Linked DNA regions of Homo sapiens: region 2 is linked to region 1. Evidence: chromatin loops called from intact Hi-C (ENCODE). Cell type or tissue: IMR-90. All regions are shown on one strand. Each heading gives the region's core, and the rest is flanking DNA. Links, peaks and the distances in the headings are about the cores only. Region 1 overlaps FILNC1 (FOXO induced long non-coding RNA 1). Region 2 has its middle 14 kb from the start of FILNC1.

Evidence for each region. Peaks named below come from ENCODE experiments on the same cell type or tissue, not always from the same donor. Only the 100,000 strongest peaks of a DNase experiment are listed, where the experiment ranks them.
Region 2: a loop joins it to region 1, with 2.0 times the contacts of the local background. A loop is called at or near these places in 3 of 110 quality-filtered maps.

What each region holds. Positions count from the first base shown.
Region 1 is chr6:139,848,128-139,856,473 of GRCh38, forward strand. All of the region lies in intron 1 of FILNC1 (FOXO induced long non-coding RNA 1), which reads left to right. Among named protein-coding and RNA genes, the nearest start is that of FILNC1, 81 kb to the left of the region's middle. In IMR-90, for the core only: no CTCF peak of the experiment used is centred there; DNase peaks (open chromatin) are centred at 4,604, 5,744 and 7,744; H3K27ac peaks cover 2,073 bases.
Region 2 is chr6:139,752,700-139,761,045 of GRCh38, forward strand. No RefSeq gene overlaps it. Among named protein-coding and RNA genes, the nearest start is that of FILNC1, 14 kb to the right of the region's middle. In IMR-90, for the core only: no CTCF peak of the experiment used is centred there; a DNase peak (open chromatin) is centred at 892; H3K27ac peaks cover 1,028 bases.

The DNA.
Region 1 (8,346 bases), core at 334-8,333:
ACAGGATTACATCACAGATGTACAACTGCATGAAATTACGGTACATGTAAAAATCAAATATTTGTCACGTCTTAGTATAAGTGTACAGAAGTGAGTAGAAATGATGAATACAGAAGTTTGGAAACAGCTGGACTTAAGGCAAAGTTATTTTAACTACCAATATTATGTAACGCTTTTTTTAGGTTAAAAAACAAATTTATGTGCATTCTCATTTTCTCCTCCCAGTCATCACATGAGTTACATCCTATCATCATTCCCATTTTATGTGTGAAGTAAAGGTTTTTCTCCATGTGATCCAGCTAAAAAACAAGATTTGTATTCATGGGGACCTAGGTTTAATTCTGATTTTATCATTTACTAGTTGTGTTCTCTTCTCAAGTTACTTGACAAATTAGCATGGTTTTCCCTTAAACAGGGATAATGGTTTGTGTCTTCGGGTAATTGGGAAGATTTTCTGCATCTCTCTTCTTAGCACCAGTTTCCTGCATTGTAGCTACCACAACCTTATGCTTCTACATCCCTTTTACTATACCTTGGTTTAGTCACTTGTTTGTTTCTGCTTAGACTTTCGTAATACTCCCCTGCATCGACTCTTTGCCTTCTGTCTCAGGCCTTGTATTGACTCTCCATAAAACTGTCAAATATACTTTTCCAAATGGAAATCTGTTATGTTATTTCTCTGGCTTAAATCTGCAGAGAGCTCCCGACTGTCTGCGGAAAAAAGTTCAAACTCCTTAGGGTGGATTTCAAGATTCCAATGTCCATTTGGACACATTCCTCACCTACTTCAACTCAGACCACTATCACCATCTGTGCCCCCCTGCTCTGACCGTTTCATATTACCTGTAGGTTCCTGAGTGTGTCCTCCCCTGTCCTGCCTCTATATATTTGATTGGGCTGTACTGTCGGCCAGGAGTGTCTATCTTAATTATTTCTTGTTGGTAACTACTTCTCTGTAAACATTCAACTGAGCAACAGTTTGTTGTATAAATCTCCCCAGTTGGTTAGTAGCTGGATGTACCAAACCATTTCATAGCACTAGTTCTCTAGCTATTCTCTTTTTAAAATTAAAAGTTATTTTGTTGTTGTTGTTGTTGTTTGTTTTGTTTTGTGACGGAGTCTTGCTCTGTCACCAAGCTGGAGTGTAGTGGCGTGATCTTGGCTCACTGCAACCTCCGCCTCCTGGGTTCAAGCAATTCTCCTGCCTCAGCCTCCCAAGTAACTGGGACTACAGGCACGCCCCACCATGCCCAGCTAATTTTTGTATTTTTAGTAGATGGGGTTTCACCATGTTGGCCAGGATGGTCTCGATCTCTTGACTTTGTGATTTGCCCTCCTCGGCCTCCCAAAGTGCTGGGATTACAGGCTTGAGACACCTTGCCTGGCCTAAAAGTTATTTTTATCAGCTGTACACACATAATTTTCCATATCAACTGGTCCTATAATGCTAAACAAGAAACAAGTTCCTTGTCACACTCTTGTCTACATTCAGTTTCTACTTCTTCAAAACTGCCACCTTGTACGATCTCAGTAGTTTCTTCTAGTTGCCTCTGTATTTCTAAATGGTATGCTTGTGACACTATTTCTTGATTTTTCCATTTTAGATCTTAATTCCCCATTCTGGATAATGCAGGTTTGATTTCTCTTACACTTCCTTAGTACCGTCTTCCTTCCACTGTTTTCCCCATTCACCCAATACAATCAATAGTTAGGTTAAACTAATATTCAGTACTTACATTGTCATGGCTATGTTAACCAGCATCCATAGGTTAACTATACAGTGTACTATGACTACATTTCTTGTTCATACAGCTTTTTGTTAACCTGAAATTAATAAGAAATCAGTGTACCTACCACTGATTTCTTCCAAAATTCTTTGCCAAAGTTCATTCAAAGCATCAGGTGAGCTTTCATCCACCCCCCACCCCCACTCCCCCATCCCCCAGGAGACATCCTTCTGGAATTTTCCATCCTGTTGCTTCAACCTGGACCAGTTTCTTGCTATCTACACCTCAATTATTATTCCATAATGTCCCTTCATCCTTTTGAAGAGAATGCTCCTGGTCTTTTTTGGTTGGTCTCTTGTTTTCTGAATCCCAAATGCTCCTTATCTTGACTCACACACACATCTAATTGCTATACCTTTTCTATTAGTTCACTAAGAAAAGATACATAGGAGTTACATTTTTTGAGACTTTGCATGTCTTAAAACATCTTTTTACTTTCATACATGTTTGATAGTTTGCTGGGTAACTTTCATACATGTTTGATAGTTTGCTGGGTATAGAATTCTAGATTGAAAAGAATTTTTATTCAAAATTTTAAAGACATTTTTACCTTCCAAGAGTACATTTGAGAAAACTGATGCTACTCTATTTTCTGATTCTTTTTCTGCCAAATTGGTTTTTGTTGTTCATGTAAAATTGAACAATTTTTAAAAATATAGACCTTTTTAGAATTGTTACTATATCCCCGGTGATCCAAAATTTCACAGCTTGCCTTGATGTAGTTCTTTATTTTATTCATTGTGCTGGCTCATTGATGGGATCTTTTAATCTGTAAATCCATGCCTTTCATTCTTGAAAAATCTACTTGAATAATTTCTTGGGTAATTTTTCACTCCAATTTCTCTTCAAAAACTCCTATTATTCAGACGTTGGACCTCTTTGGCTGATTCTCTATTATTAATTTATTTCCTGTTCTCCATCTTTCTCTTTCTTTTCTATTTTATGGCTCCTCATCAAATTTATCTTCTAATCCTCTATGGAATTTTAATTTTTTATATTATATTTTAAATTTTTGAATAGCTCTTTTTGTTCTCAGATTTTTTGACAGCATTATCTTATTGCATTCATATAATTTTTTAAATTATAAATATGATAATAGATTTTATAAATCTATTTTTATCTTCCTTTTCTTTATGTCTTCCAAGGTTTTAAATTATCTTTATTTTTGTCTATGCCATTCATAAAATATCTTTGACTATTTAGCTTGCTGTGCACATTTGTTAACGACACACTAAGAAGCTAACTGGACACTGTGCATTTATGGGTGGAACTTGTTAAATGCTAGACTTCCCAGTAGAATTACAGGGTTGGGAATCTTCACTGGGGGAGGTCCCCAAATGGTAGAATTTATAGAGCTTTTCTCCCCTAGTAATTCTCCCATCTTCTTCTTGCAGGCATAACCCTGATAGCATTCTTTCTAGAACTTCGCCAAATAAGCGGACTGGAATAATATTCAGACTATAGACTTTCACGTAACCTTCTTTTTTTAAGAAATGAATCACAGCTCTTATCTGGGCCCGGTTTTCTTGCATCCAGGGTTTTTGTTATTCTGTATTGTTAGAAAGTAAAATTTTAGTCTGTCAAGGATGGGGAAGGGGCTATCTCTGAGCACCTAGGGTGTAGGTCTCTATTTGTTTCTTAAACAGAATTTTAGCTAATACCTATGGACTTTTAGCTGTATACTCTACTTCCATAAGTACTTAATGATTTATGTTTCAAGGATCCCCAGAATCCTAGTGTTATTTGGCTCAATTTTAAGGTTTTCTTAAAATAGTCTGGGGTTTCTACTGTGTCATTTACTACTCATCCTTCTGCTTCTTGATTTTCTTATTAAAACAAAATCCTGTTATCTCCTCTCCCTTTTTCATTAATCTCTTAAACGTGCTTTTTATCTTCTTTTAAAATACGTTTACTGCCAATTTTGGAAGAAAAACGTGGTAAATGGCATGCCTTCATTCCTCCACATTGATCTGGAATTCCTTCTCTGTCTTAATTTGGTTCAGCCTATATCCACATACACCAAGGCTAGACTTAAAGATAAAATCAATTATTTTAATTTTACCAGCTTTGGTCAATAATTTTGTTTCTATGTTTTTCTGACTTAGTCAGTTTTTATGTAAGTCAAGGTGGTTGAGTATTATAAGTTTCTATTACTATAATGATTTCATATTCAAACACTGGATAGGAAAAATTGATTATGGGCTTGGCATCTATCTATACGGTTTTACAGAAAGAGAGAAAAAAACACTTTTAGATAGTGGTATCAAAAAAGGTTGATATATATTTTTTATCATCTCCTCTCCTTCCTTGTTTGCAAGCTACTAACAGTCACACCCAAGGATAAAACATTCCTATGCATTTACAACTTTTCACTAGCAAAGACCTGACTACTAAACAAAGGCAGCTTGACCAGACCACGGTTTTATGATGGGCTTGAGAGGGGCTTTGTTTCACATTCTGGTTGTATTTTCAGTGGGGCTCATTCTTAACTGTTTCATGATTTGGGGAGACACATTGCTGATTTTATTGTTCAGAGCCTTTCTTCTCCTTTTTCTTGTGGAATGAGTGATGTTCCACACGGAAGATTAAGATATATAATAACAAAACAGAAACTCTCACGTTTAGCTGTAGTTAGATTTATGGTTAAGTTTATGGAGATTACTTAGGGCTGGGAACACACGTCCAAGAACGTCTCTGCAGTTACAACTGTGCATGGAGTGAGATGCTGTTACAGACTATGGACAGTAAATACCTCTGAGGTTGTGTGTCACTTCCTGTAGGCCCATGAGTCTTTCTGATTTAAGTAGGAAGGTGTCTGTTAGTAATGCAAACAAAACCTAGTTTAACCTCTGATTCCCAACATCTGGAATATTTATCTCTTTGGCAATTGTGCGGTTCACTGAACACTCACCATTCCAGTGGTCCACTGAAGAAGGATTTTGGCTTGAAAAGAGACCGCCATGGGAAAAAAAAAATCTAATTCAGAGTAGTTATCACTGAGAATACCAAAAGGATTTGTGATAGCAATATCCCTTTGACTCCACAGCTGGTCTGCGTGGATTGTGCTCTAGTGAGAGCCTGTTTTCCTAATGCCGTGAGAAAAGACATAGATTCTTCCTTTGGACCTTATTACAACACAAGATTTTTTTTATTGTACACTTTAAAGACTCTTTAATCCGAAAACTTAGTTTCAACTTTTTATTTCTCTGTATGCCTCTGAATGGAATCCAAACAATTCAACATCGTTTTTTTTTCTTTTTCTCTTTCAGAAATGGATGAGAGATTCAAGTATACTTTTTTGATGTCCTGTGGACATTTTTGCATTTTTATATTCTTCATTAAACATAAAACAAAGAGCTTTGGTTCTGAATACAAGAGAATATAAGTTGTTAAGACCATTAACAACTCGTTAATGGTCACAGGCATTCTGGATCTTTTCCCATAGCTTCTGGGGACACACTCTTTCTCAAATGCTGGGTAGAACAGTAAGTGTGGTTAAGGCTGACTTGAGAATGAAGTTGGAATTGGATGCAGCAGTTTCACAATGACATCAAGGTCCAAGGTCAGGGAAGTGGCAAGACCTTTACCCAGCAGAGTTAACTATAAGCCATAAAAGTATCTAGGAGCAGACCTGAGTGAAGCACGTGTTCAGTTAGTTATTGAAACAAAAGTATGTAGCTTGTCTCAAGTTCCTGGTAACTACTTCAGGGCTGATTGACTAGGTATTTCTGTGTGTATGTAATTGCTTTTCTCCATTTAAGAATAAACTACAAGGAACAGATACTATATAGCTTCTGGAAGTTTATTTCTTCTAGCAAATGGCAACTTTAGTTTTTTATTGGTTGAAGCCCTTGGGCACGTTTTAAAATATTGCCTTGTAAAATGTGATGAGTGTATTCCTAAAGCTCTAGTGTCTTAACTCAGCTCTCCACAGCCCCACATTCCTTTTACATGCATGTCTCCTAACTGGACATTAGGGAAGTTTTTTTTCTCCCAACTTCTCATTGATAATATAAATAACCACCACTTGTATAACATAGAATATCTTACAAATACTGTCATATGCCTGACCTCATTGGTCCTTATTCTGCGAAGCAAATATTGTTATTACTGTTTTACAAATGACAAAAGAGATGCTGAGAAAAATGGATTTGACCAAGGTCAAGCAGTTAATGAATAATAAAGGTGAATTCAGAATGCAAGACTTCAGACTCCAAAACACTTCATTGTTTTTTAAGCAGAGTTAAGATCCTTTGCTTTCCTCTTCATCAGAGAATAACAGTCAAATGTAAAAATAGCTTATTTATAATTATAGGCCAAGGCAGTAGCAAAGAGCTAAAAGAATTAATTAGTAAGTATTTATTGATACTTGTATTATGTCCAGTACTGTGTTAAGAACCATATAGCAGTGGTTTGCAAAAGCTTTTTCTTATGCCAGTTTTATAAGGAAACTTTCAGCAAAATCAGACAAATAAGAACCCTATTCACACATATGCACCTCTCCACACATATATCTCCATTATGAGATTTCTAATCACTCTTCTCTGCTTTAGCTTTTCTTCTTAGCATTATCACTACCTGACGCTATAGCTTATTTATAGTGTATATTGGCTACAAATTCCAATAAAATGTAAACACAAATTAGAGCACAGATTTTTGTCTGTTGTGTTTATTGCTGTATACCCAGCAGCTAGAGTTATACCTGGCACATAGTAGGCATCCCATAAATATTTGTGGAATGAATTAATGAATGACAAAGCTAACATACATTAAAGCAAAACAACCAAGTCTTTAATAGGGTTATATGAAATCTAGCTACAATAAGGATTCAGAGAAGGGGGACAATTTAAAGCTAGCATTTTTCAAAGAAGAGTCTGAAGAAAAAATGCTATTCATGCAGGGTTGTGAAATCTGGATTGGGTTTGAATAGTTGAGATGAAGAAGGGAGCTATTAAAGCTGAAAAGAGTAAAGAAGCAAAGGTGAGTAGACGTCAACGAGTAACAGTGAAGACCTAGCCGTGCCTGGAGTAAATTAAGGTGATCTATGTCTCCGGCTTTCCAAGGTACTCCCCGAAGTGTTTAGCTAACAATTTATTCTTACATGTATATGTTTTTACCTTTTGTAGAAACAAATGTATTTGTCTGTATTTTTCTTTAATTCTGATACAATGGATACAATAGAGAGCAGAAATCAATTATTTAATATGTTAGAAAAATGCCTTTTGTGAGTGGGTCAAAGAAATAACTCTAGATGATAGAAGAGACTTGGAAGTGAATTACACATTTCAGTATGCAGTGCTGTGTTGGTTGACAAGTGAACAAACACCTTCATAAATTAGTAGCTCTTAATTGTAGCTTGAAAGACAAATAAATGGGTGGTTTAGACCTTTTGTCTCATTTCATCTGTAATGTTATGAAGTATGACCCCTGTTGAGTTTTTCTTGTTTGAAAATACTGAGCTAAAATTCAGTTGTTTTTCCAATGACTTTGTCCGGGTTAATTCTTTACTTCCATCTTCTCATTGCTTAAACAGGAATATAATGTCATGTTCATTAATAGTTTGTATGTATTTAGTGCTTTAGAGACAGTGACCTAATTTTGATAGATCATGATATATTTTGATATGTGACATGCCACCGGATTGTAAATAATATCCTAGTGTGACTTCCTGCTGCATTTCTTGGACTGATGCTGACATTTCTGAGGTTATTGCTAGAATGCTCTTTTTTTTTTTATTCTAAGGCATTTTTTTTCATGGCTTATTTTTAGATTTTATATAGCATCTTTCCTTCGAGGAGCTCAAAGCAAATTTTGCAAATGTGAACAATCTTCTTTGGTCAGTATGTTTTGGTTTGGAGAAGGAAAAAATGTAATACTAATTTCCTGCCTCTGTATGTCCTTCTAAAAAATCAAACTGAATGCCCTTCTCACCTCTCCTTTTCTCTGACTTAAGGAGTTTTATTTTATACAGAGGCTTAACAGAAAGAGCTTAGACCTTGAATCACCAGTGAGGAGGCTGAACCATTAAAACAAAACACAGCAGAGAGAGCCTTCAGGAAAGGCAGTGTTAAGCACAAGGCAGATTGTCAAAAAATGCTGTAGGTGATTGCAAAAACCCTCTGCAAGGATGTTTTCAGTCAACACAAGTGGGTCGCTTAATTTTTCGAGTGAATGCCCTTAATGGGGGGACTTTAGCTGCAGTCTCACTAGCCAGAGCTGTCTCATTACAGGAGATGTGGTCCAGTCTGTGAAATGTTTATTTTGTAACTAACCCCTCTAGCAGTGGAGGGAACTGTTTACTATTCCTTCTTGTTCTCTAGTGTGTGTATGTGTGGTTTTTTTTTTCTCTTAATTAAAGAATCACTGTTGAACTTCAGAAACCTCTCCAGGAAGAAAAAAATAAAAAGAAGGAAAAAAGAGAGAGAGAGAAAGAACAGAGGGAAGAAAAAGAGAGAAAGAGAAGAGAAAATAGGGTTGAAAACTGTGTCTTTTGCTCATTCATTCTTAAGGATTATTTCCAGAAGAAGAATTGTAATATTCATTGACCTCCCCAGGAGTG
Region 2 (8,346 bases), core at 252-8,251, 96 kb before region 1:
ACCAGAAATGGTTTACACTTCTATATGGGCATGCATGCATTTATGTAAGAGTGAATTGTCTAAAAAGTGTCACAGGCTTTTAAAACTAACAATCTCCTGGGCCTGGAAAAATGCAAGATCTCGACAAACGAGGCAATAAATGTGGTGGCAAGGCATCCTCTCCTCTGACAACCCCCATAACTTAGGGGTTCACTCAGCTGTTATCCTCTCTGTGTGAACATTGTTAATTTAGTAAAATACAATGAAATCAGGACAATTGACAAAATCTGTTCTTATTCACTGCATTTATCTGGTGACCAGGAAAACATTTTCAATGTGACAACAGGCTTAGTCTCTTCTAGATAAAACTTCTCCTAGTCTTTTACTTGAACTCTTGATAATTTTTTACCTCAACAAAAATAGTCAAACTTTAAAGTTATATTATGCCAATACCTCATTTAATTCTATGATTGCAATAAAAGAAGTTGTGCTGCAAAACTAAACTTCCTAAATATCTGAAAGTTGTATTTTTGAACTTCAAACCTTTAAAAAATTGAATTATTTTTATTGGAAACATAATTATACTTGAAATTTCTCTGCTTTCTTAAACACCTTAAACGGTATATTAAACATAACTATTTTTATGACTCAGGTATAACTATAAATATAAATGTACCAATGCACTTATGGCCCATTAAAAGTTTGAAGCAGTTCACCTTTTCAATAAATCTTTGTATTATCTCAAATTACTATATTTTATTTGTCTGCTTTTAGTAGTTTTTCTGTTAGCTATTAATCCTTGCCATTCTTGGGGTGCCTACTCTATTACTCAGTTCCATCTCTTTTCCTTTTGCAGTTTCTAATCTGCTATGGTCTGGGAAGCACATAGCTAGCATTCTTAAAATTTTGTGAAAACAGGAGAAACATGCTTTATGCAGTGAATGAGCTTTACCGTCTGGATGTCAGGAAAACTATTTCTCTTGCCCAGAGGCCTTATTTGCTTATGTAGTGGAGGGACACAAATTATTTGCTTTCAGATGACACCAGACTCTTTTCATGGGGAAATTCTTTGATATCTGATAACTCCACCACTAATGTTCTAGGTGCTTTGATTCTCTGCGGAATGTAGAATGAACACACTCGTAATAATACAAGTGCTTTTAGGCATGCAAAATGCACATCCTAGCATACATTCTGAGGTGCTTATAGTGCAAAGAAAATGTATAGTTGTCAGGAAAATGAATGCTCAAAGAATTGACACATAAGTATTGTGGTGTATATGTTTTATTTTAATATGAACTTAGCTATTTTTAGTTAAAATGGGTTAGATAATAATCAATGTATTTGTTTACACCTTCTAAAAAGGGGAGTTAAGCCAAACTTCACTGGCAGAGAAAAAAATAAGCTAGGTGAAAATTAGAGATAGACAACTTATTGCCATAGAGAGAGAAGTAAAAATCTCAAAATCTTTACAAGCCTGAGAGGATTGAGGAATCTCTTGCTGAGTGAAAAAAAAAATTTAGTCACTTGAATTAAAATGCTTCCCCTTCGGGAGCAAATGAAAAATTTAATGTTTTTCTGACGTAGTCACACCTAATATAACAGTCTTTCCTTTGTAAGAGAATTCTCCATCTTAAAATCCTAGAATGCTCTGATGTCCAAGGCATAGACTCCTTAACAAGCATTTTCATTCTCTTTTTCTGATGCAGGAAGCTTCTTTAGTAGGTCACAAATAAACTTTAATTGCATTTTGTAATTAAAAACATGTTCAAATGATTACTAACTTTTAAAAACCCTTAATATGAAGTACTTTCATTCTTTTTTTAAATAGAAGTTTTGCAAAGACTTAGGAAAGTGTCCTAGAAAAGTATATGTGAATTTGTGTTTCTTTTAAAAAAATTATTCAGCCCAAATTGTTCCTCTTTAACCTTTTGTACATCTTTTCTAAGTTGTTAATTTGCTCCAGTGTTGTTGGGATAGTTGTGTGGTTCCATCTGCTTCTCTCTCTCACTGTGTGTGTGTGTGTGTGTGTGTGTGTGTGTGTGTGTGTGTGGATGGCTGAGGTAGCTGGAATATGAGAGGTGAGTTGTGGAGGAGAAAATTGAGATATGAAGGTATTTGGTGATGTATTTGGGGAGTTGATATCAACCTTGAGAGCTGACTGCCTTCAGCTTGACTGATAACAGTTATTTTTCTTTCTTCTCTTCTTTTCAAATCACTAAAATGGTTAAGGGTTTGCAGGATCAAATTAAGTACACTTGGTAGGAATTGCATTCATGTTGCAATGATCTCTGAGAACAGATTTAGCCAGCTATGGAGTTAGGTTCCGATTCCTGCTTTGTCCTCACATACAGTAGTTTGTTTACCTCTTTTCCGTGGCTAAAAATGAAAAACAGTAAACACAGAGACCATTTGCTCTGACCTTTTCCATCTTTGCGTATTATGCAACAATTTGGCTAACTGGGCAGAAAGTGACAGCATTTGACTCCCAGAAGAGATGCCAGTTGTGTGTATCTCATTACAATGTTCAACTAGATCAACTTCACTGTAAATATTAAAGAAGTGCCCCTTTAAGGCCCTTACTCTGACCTCTAATGCAATTCATTTCACAGAACATGAAAAACAAATCACCAGAATAAACTTCCTGAATTGTATTTGTGAGCTAATTCTCAATCTACTTATAAATATTATTAGGAGTATTGGCTAAATGCTACCATATGTTAAGGCAGAATTTGTAGAATCAAAATGCCATACACATCACACAATAAATGGAGTTCACTGCTTCTATCATCCTTAGTTATTTTAACTTTATACTTGTGGTGTGTTATGAAGGCTATTTCCCCCTAAGGAACATGTGCAGTGTGTAAATTATTAACTCGTTAATTCCTGAGGTCCTTAGGCTTCAAGGACACAACCGTTTATTTTTCTCTAGTTTGCTGGTTTCATAAACGTGGAAACTGGAAGACTTACAGCAGGAAATTAATGCTAAGCCAAAAATAGAGCTCAGGTTTTTGTTTTTAGTACAGGATTGAAGAGCTTTTGCATGGAAATAAATTTATGCTATTTGTAGGCATGATATCAATTGAGATTAGAAAAATTGTTTCTGACTGACTATAATATTTAATTGTTTTAAATTACTTTAAAGTATAAATATGACATTTTGGTTTGGGGAAATGTATTGCCCTTAAAGCACTATCACTTAACTGGAACTTATTCAATGAAATTATTAATGTAGTAAGAGAAATATAGCCTGATAAAGTCAACACATACAAGTTTGACTCAGGCCGGGTGCAGTGGCTCACACCTGTAATTCCAGCACTTTGGGAGGCCGAGGCAGGCAGATCACCTGATGTCAAGAGCTCGAGACAGCCTAACCAACCTGGAGAAACCCCATCTCTACTAAAAATACAAAAGATTAGCCAGGCGTGTTAGCACATGCCTGTAATCCCAGCTAGTCGGGAGGCTGAGACAGGAGAATCACTTGAACCCGGGAGGCAGAGGTTGCGGTGAGCTAAGATCATGCCATTGTACTCCAGCCTGGGCAGCAAGAGCAAAACACAATCCAGAAAAAAAAAAAAAAAAAAGATCGACTCTGCCATCACATGTATCATGAATCCAGTGATCATCTACTGTGTGACACTTCGTGAATGAGGAATCAGGAGACAGCAGAACTAAAAGGAGCCAGTCTTGAAAAAAAAAAAAAGGAGCAAGTTTATGATGGCTTTTGTTTTGTGTATTTCAGAATTCTCCAGAGGCCTTACAAGCTACTTGGCATTTTTTAAAAAAAATAATCCTTCTACTATATATGCTATAATTATATACTTAATTACAGCTTGTTTTAGGATCATCTGTGAAAAATGTATTACAAATACACTTTGAGGATATGACTACAATAATAACACAATGGAAGGTAGCTGAATCCAAGGATAATTTGGCAAATACTAACAAAGAGTTTACTAAAGCAACACTGATTTAAAGGATACAGATACAACTAAGGACACGAGGAAAAGAAAATAATCAAATAGATGTGCTTTGCATTCACAGTAGAGTATCTTAGCAGTTATAAGATGGAATACTTTAGGAAATATTTTACACATAATCATTTTCTAAAGACCTGAGGAATTCTTTTAGGAATTCCTCATCATTATTGTTACTTTTTTCTTTTCTTAATATGCTTTGAGCATCAAAATTCCTGTATCAGTGCCATTGTAATCATACTATATAAATATGTTGCCCATCACATGAATTCATAAATTAGGGTGAAGTAACAAATGACGAATGGACAAGGCACAAAGAGAGCTCAGTAATTTTACACTGGGGAGATAAAGGAGGGGAAAAAAACACGGGAAACTATATTTCCATTGAAGATGTTTTTCTTTTTCACATATGCTTTCAGCATCTTAATTGTGAAAACTCATGGGCATTCATAATATAAGAAAATCTGGTGTAATAGTGGTCATTTCTACAGCAGAATGCAGCTATTGACTGTTTACTAGAAAAAGGGAGACTCAAAGCCTATTTGGAAACAGGTGGCAGAACGAGGGAACTAAGTAGTGAGGGGTACAATGAGGATTTAATGAGGGATGCTGTTGGTTCCAGTGATTCTCAGTGGTGGCTGTTCATGAGATTCGTTTTTGAGGAGCCTTTAAAAAGTACCGATGTCTGCCACAAACCCCTCTCTGCCACACCCCACCCTCCATATTCTGATTCAATTGAGAGTGGAGGACAAACAAAATATGGAAGATTTTTGGTGTGCAAACTGATCTGATGACTAGTTCTGAAGATTGCTTGGAAATAGTGAAGATGGGGGAAAAGCATGGAGGAAATCTTAATATAGAAGGGACTGAGACAAGAAAGAGAATGAATTGACAGAAACAATGGGAAAAGAGGCATGCAGTTCATGGACAAACCATCCAAGGAGCTTAACTGCGGTAAATAGAAGATGAGTTAATATTCCCAAGAGACATATACTTTCCTATGTATGGATGTAAAGTAGATTATTGATATTTCTTGGTAAATCTCCCAAACCTGGCTTTTTCACACTAAATTTCCAGCCACTGCTAACAACTCCCACTGTGCATTCATCCAGAAGTTTCTGAAATTGGTACCAGACAAAGAGAGCTATCAGGCATTTTCAGCAGGCCATAATATTCTGGATCAGTTAAATAAGAAAGGAACAAAAGGATTAAATTGGTAAGTCAATGGTAAGACTGAGAATATCTATGAGGTTCCTACCCTGAAACAAAATAGTTGAAGAGTTATGCAATTTGTGTGAGGTTTCTGAGGAATCTTTATTTTGCAAGATTTGTAACACTATGTTATTTTGGCTGAGGATACCATAAAAACAAAGTCATTTCCAACAGTGCACCGAAAATCTTTGCACTTTTTCTGTGTTCCAAGCTCAAGGGACTACCTATCATTCTAAAAATATATCAGCCCAAACTACCTTTGCTTTTTTTTTGAATGTCTTTATGTCTTCAATATCATTTTTTTAGTCTCACTCCAAAAGACACATTCTCTGTTAAACATCTTGCAGTTGATGAAAGGCAGTATCTAGGTATGCTGTCATCCAGAACACACACATCTTTAATATCACTTTCATGTTGCTCTGTTTACTTATCTGCCTCTCTTTCTGGATAGACTGAGAGTAATTCAAAGAGAGTTTACAGCCATTGCCTTGCAGAATGTCTGTTTTTAATTGCACTGGAAAGCTAACCCTTCTGTTGGGTAACTAGAACCCCTGATGAAAGAGAACTGGACAAATGCTTGCTGCATTAAGTTGACACCCTTCACCTACTTGGAAATGTTCTTTTTGGCCAGTCCCGTTGAAGCAACTTTAGTTATGTCAGCTGAGTCTGTTCCGTGGTGTGTTTTTGTGTGAGTGGGTTCATCGGTCTCAAGGGGTGTATGAATCAACTAAAAATATATGAAAATTTTGCTTGTTTGTGCAGCACATGTGCTTTGAAAGAAAGATTTGTTGAGATTCTCAAAGTGGTCTAAGGCCCAAAACAGATGATAAAATAAAACACTATCATAAGCAGTGAAAAACTAGACAGTTTATCACTGAATTCCAAAATTAGACGAGGATGACCATTATGATTACATCGTATTTATTGGAAAATAAAGGCAAAATTTATTACCTGCAGCATTATTATAGTCTACCTAAGAACAAAACAAAAAACTAACTGAAACTTTTAGTACTAAAACTAATAGAATTCAGGAAAGTGGCTAGATATAAAATAAATTTAAATGTCAATAGGTTTATATTTGCAAAATTACTTGGTAATATAATTTTTAACAATCCCAGTTCATCAGTGATAAAAGTATATAATACATCAAAATTTAATAAGCTCTTTGCAAGACGTCTACCAGAAAAATAAAATAACTTTCCTGACAATCATGAAGGAGGACTTAATAAATACAAAACTGCGCTGTATTCTTCGGTGAGATGATTTAGTACTGGAAAAATTCCAAGTAAATGTATAAATTACCTCAGTGCAGCTAAAAATGTAAATTTAAATAATAATTAGATACATTTTTATCTTTCAGATTAGCAAAGCTTAAAAATATGTGGAATAGTGTACTTTCTCATATATTGCTGACAGGGATATAAATTGTTACAACTTTTTGGGCAGTAACTTGGAACTATGTAGCAAAGTTTTAAACTTCTCCCTCCATAGTTCTGTTTTTATAAATTTATTCTCCAGAAATATTCACCCAAGTGATTGTAATAGTGATATATTAGAAACATCATGAAAGTTTGTCAATAAGAATTGGATTAAAAAATTATTTTCCATCCCTTTGGGGAAATATTGGGCAGACATTAAAAGGATGTGGCAGTTTTATCCATCAAACACAAATCTTGTCCTTGTTTATAATGACAATTATGCAAAAGCAAGCTGAGACACACAGCTTAATGTAACTACATCTTTATTTTTAAAAAAAGTATATGTGTGTCTTTGTGTAGGGGGGGTGTGTGTGTGTGTGTGTAGGATGCATGTAAGAAAGTTCACGAAGGAATAGACTGATTAGTGGTCATTTCTTGGAGTAGAATTTCAGGGGCTTTTTGTTTTTTACATCGTCCTCATTTTCACAACTCTTCAAGACTTTTACAATAACAATACCTTATGTTATTAATTGGAAACAAACATAAAGATTTCTTTATCTCTTCAGCCTTTCACCTTAAGATTGTTATGGCTTCATCTCTGTTTTCACCATACTTAAACTTCAGAACACAACCCTTTTTAGGGGAACTGCCTACCCAGTCCCTCAAGAGAAGACAGACACCATTCACTATTTTATAGCTGAGTAGAGCTAATGATGGAAATGACAATGATAATGACAAGAGAGGGCCTGACACATTTCTGAGCTTTTCGTCAACTTTTACTGCTCGCTCTTCACCTCCCTGTGATCCCCTGCCCTAAATGAGAGTGTTAGAATGTATGTCATTAAAGTTCATTTCATTTGAAGCACACATATTAAAAAAGGAAAAGAATCACAAAGATCCTTTTGCTTTACCAAAAGAAAAATATATTCCTCAGACGGTCAAGGCTAGGCAGAGCTTTTTAAAGCTGGAATGTGAAATTTTGGATCCAGAGCTTTTCTTGATAAGGAAAAAAACTTTTAAATGGAGATAAAAAATTAAATTGGAAACATCCAGACGTATTTAGAGAGGCCTATTTGTTGGTTTTCCAAGTAGTTACTACATCCCCAAGCCTCTAGATTTTTTTATTAAAATGCTTTTTAAGAAATATCTCATCATTGCATAATCTATTGGGCACAAAGAGAATGTTCTCATTGTAATCAAATACTGAAGAACGTTGAAGAAACCCCATCATTTCTTTAATTTTATTGCAATTTTGATTGTATGATTATTTATTTCAACATTAAAGAATATTTCTCTTTTAAAGTCTCTACTGATCAAGCGCACAATGAGTTATTTTAAAACACATTCCAAATATTTTATTTTGCCCAGCTTCCTGTTGACAGGTACAATAGTCCCATCTTAGCTTCTGTTCACACAAGAACACATTTTGAAACCCAATTAATAAAAGGTAGAGCTACGCAAGCTCTGCAGAGCCCAGCACCTGCTGAGCAAACTGTCAAATGTTTGCCACGGTACTTAGAGCTGTATTATGGCAAAATGGAAAAAAATAGGCATGGGAATAAAATTTAAAACCCACAATGAAATAGTTGATTAAGAAAATTAAGCCATTTAGTACAGACCCATGCCTCTGCCTCCTGGAGGAAACCTTAGGAGGCTGTGTGGACCAGAGTCAGTTAAAACATTTGTCCTCTGTGGCAATGACTGCTTAATTTTATTCACAAAGGACTCCTTTGGCATTCATCTAAATTTTCAGACCCCTT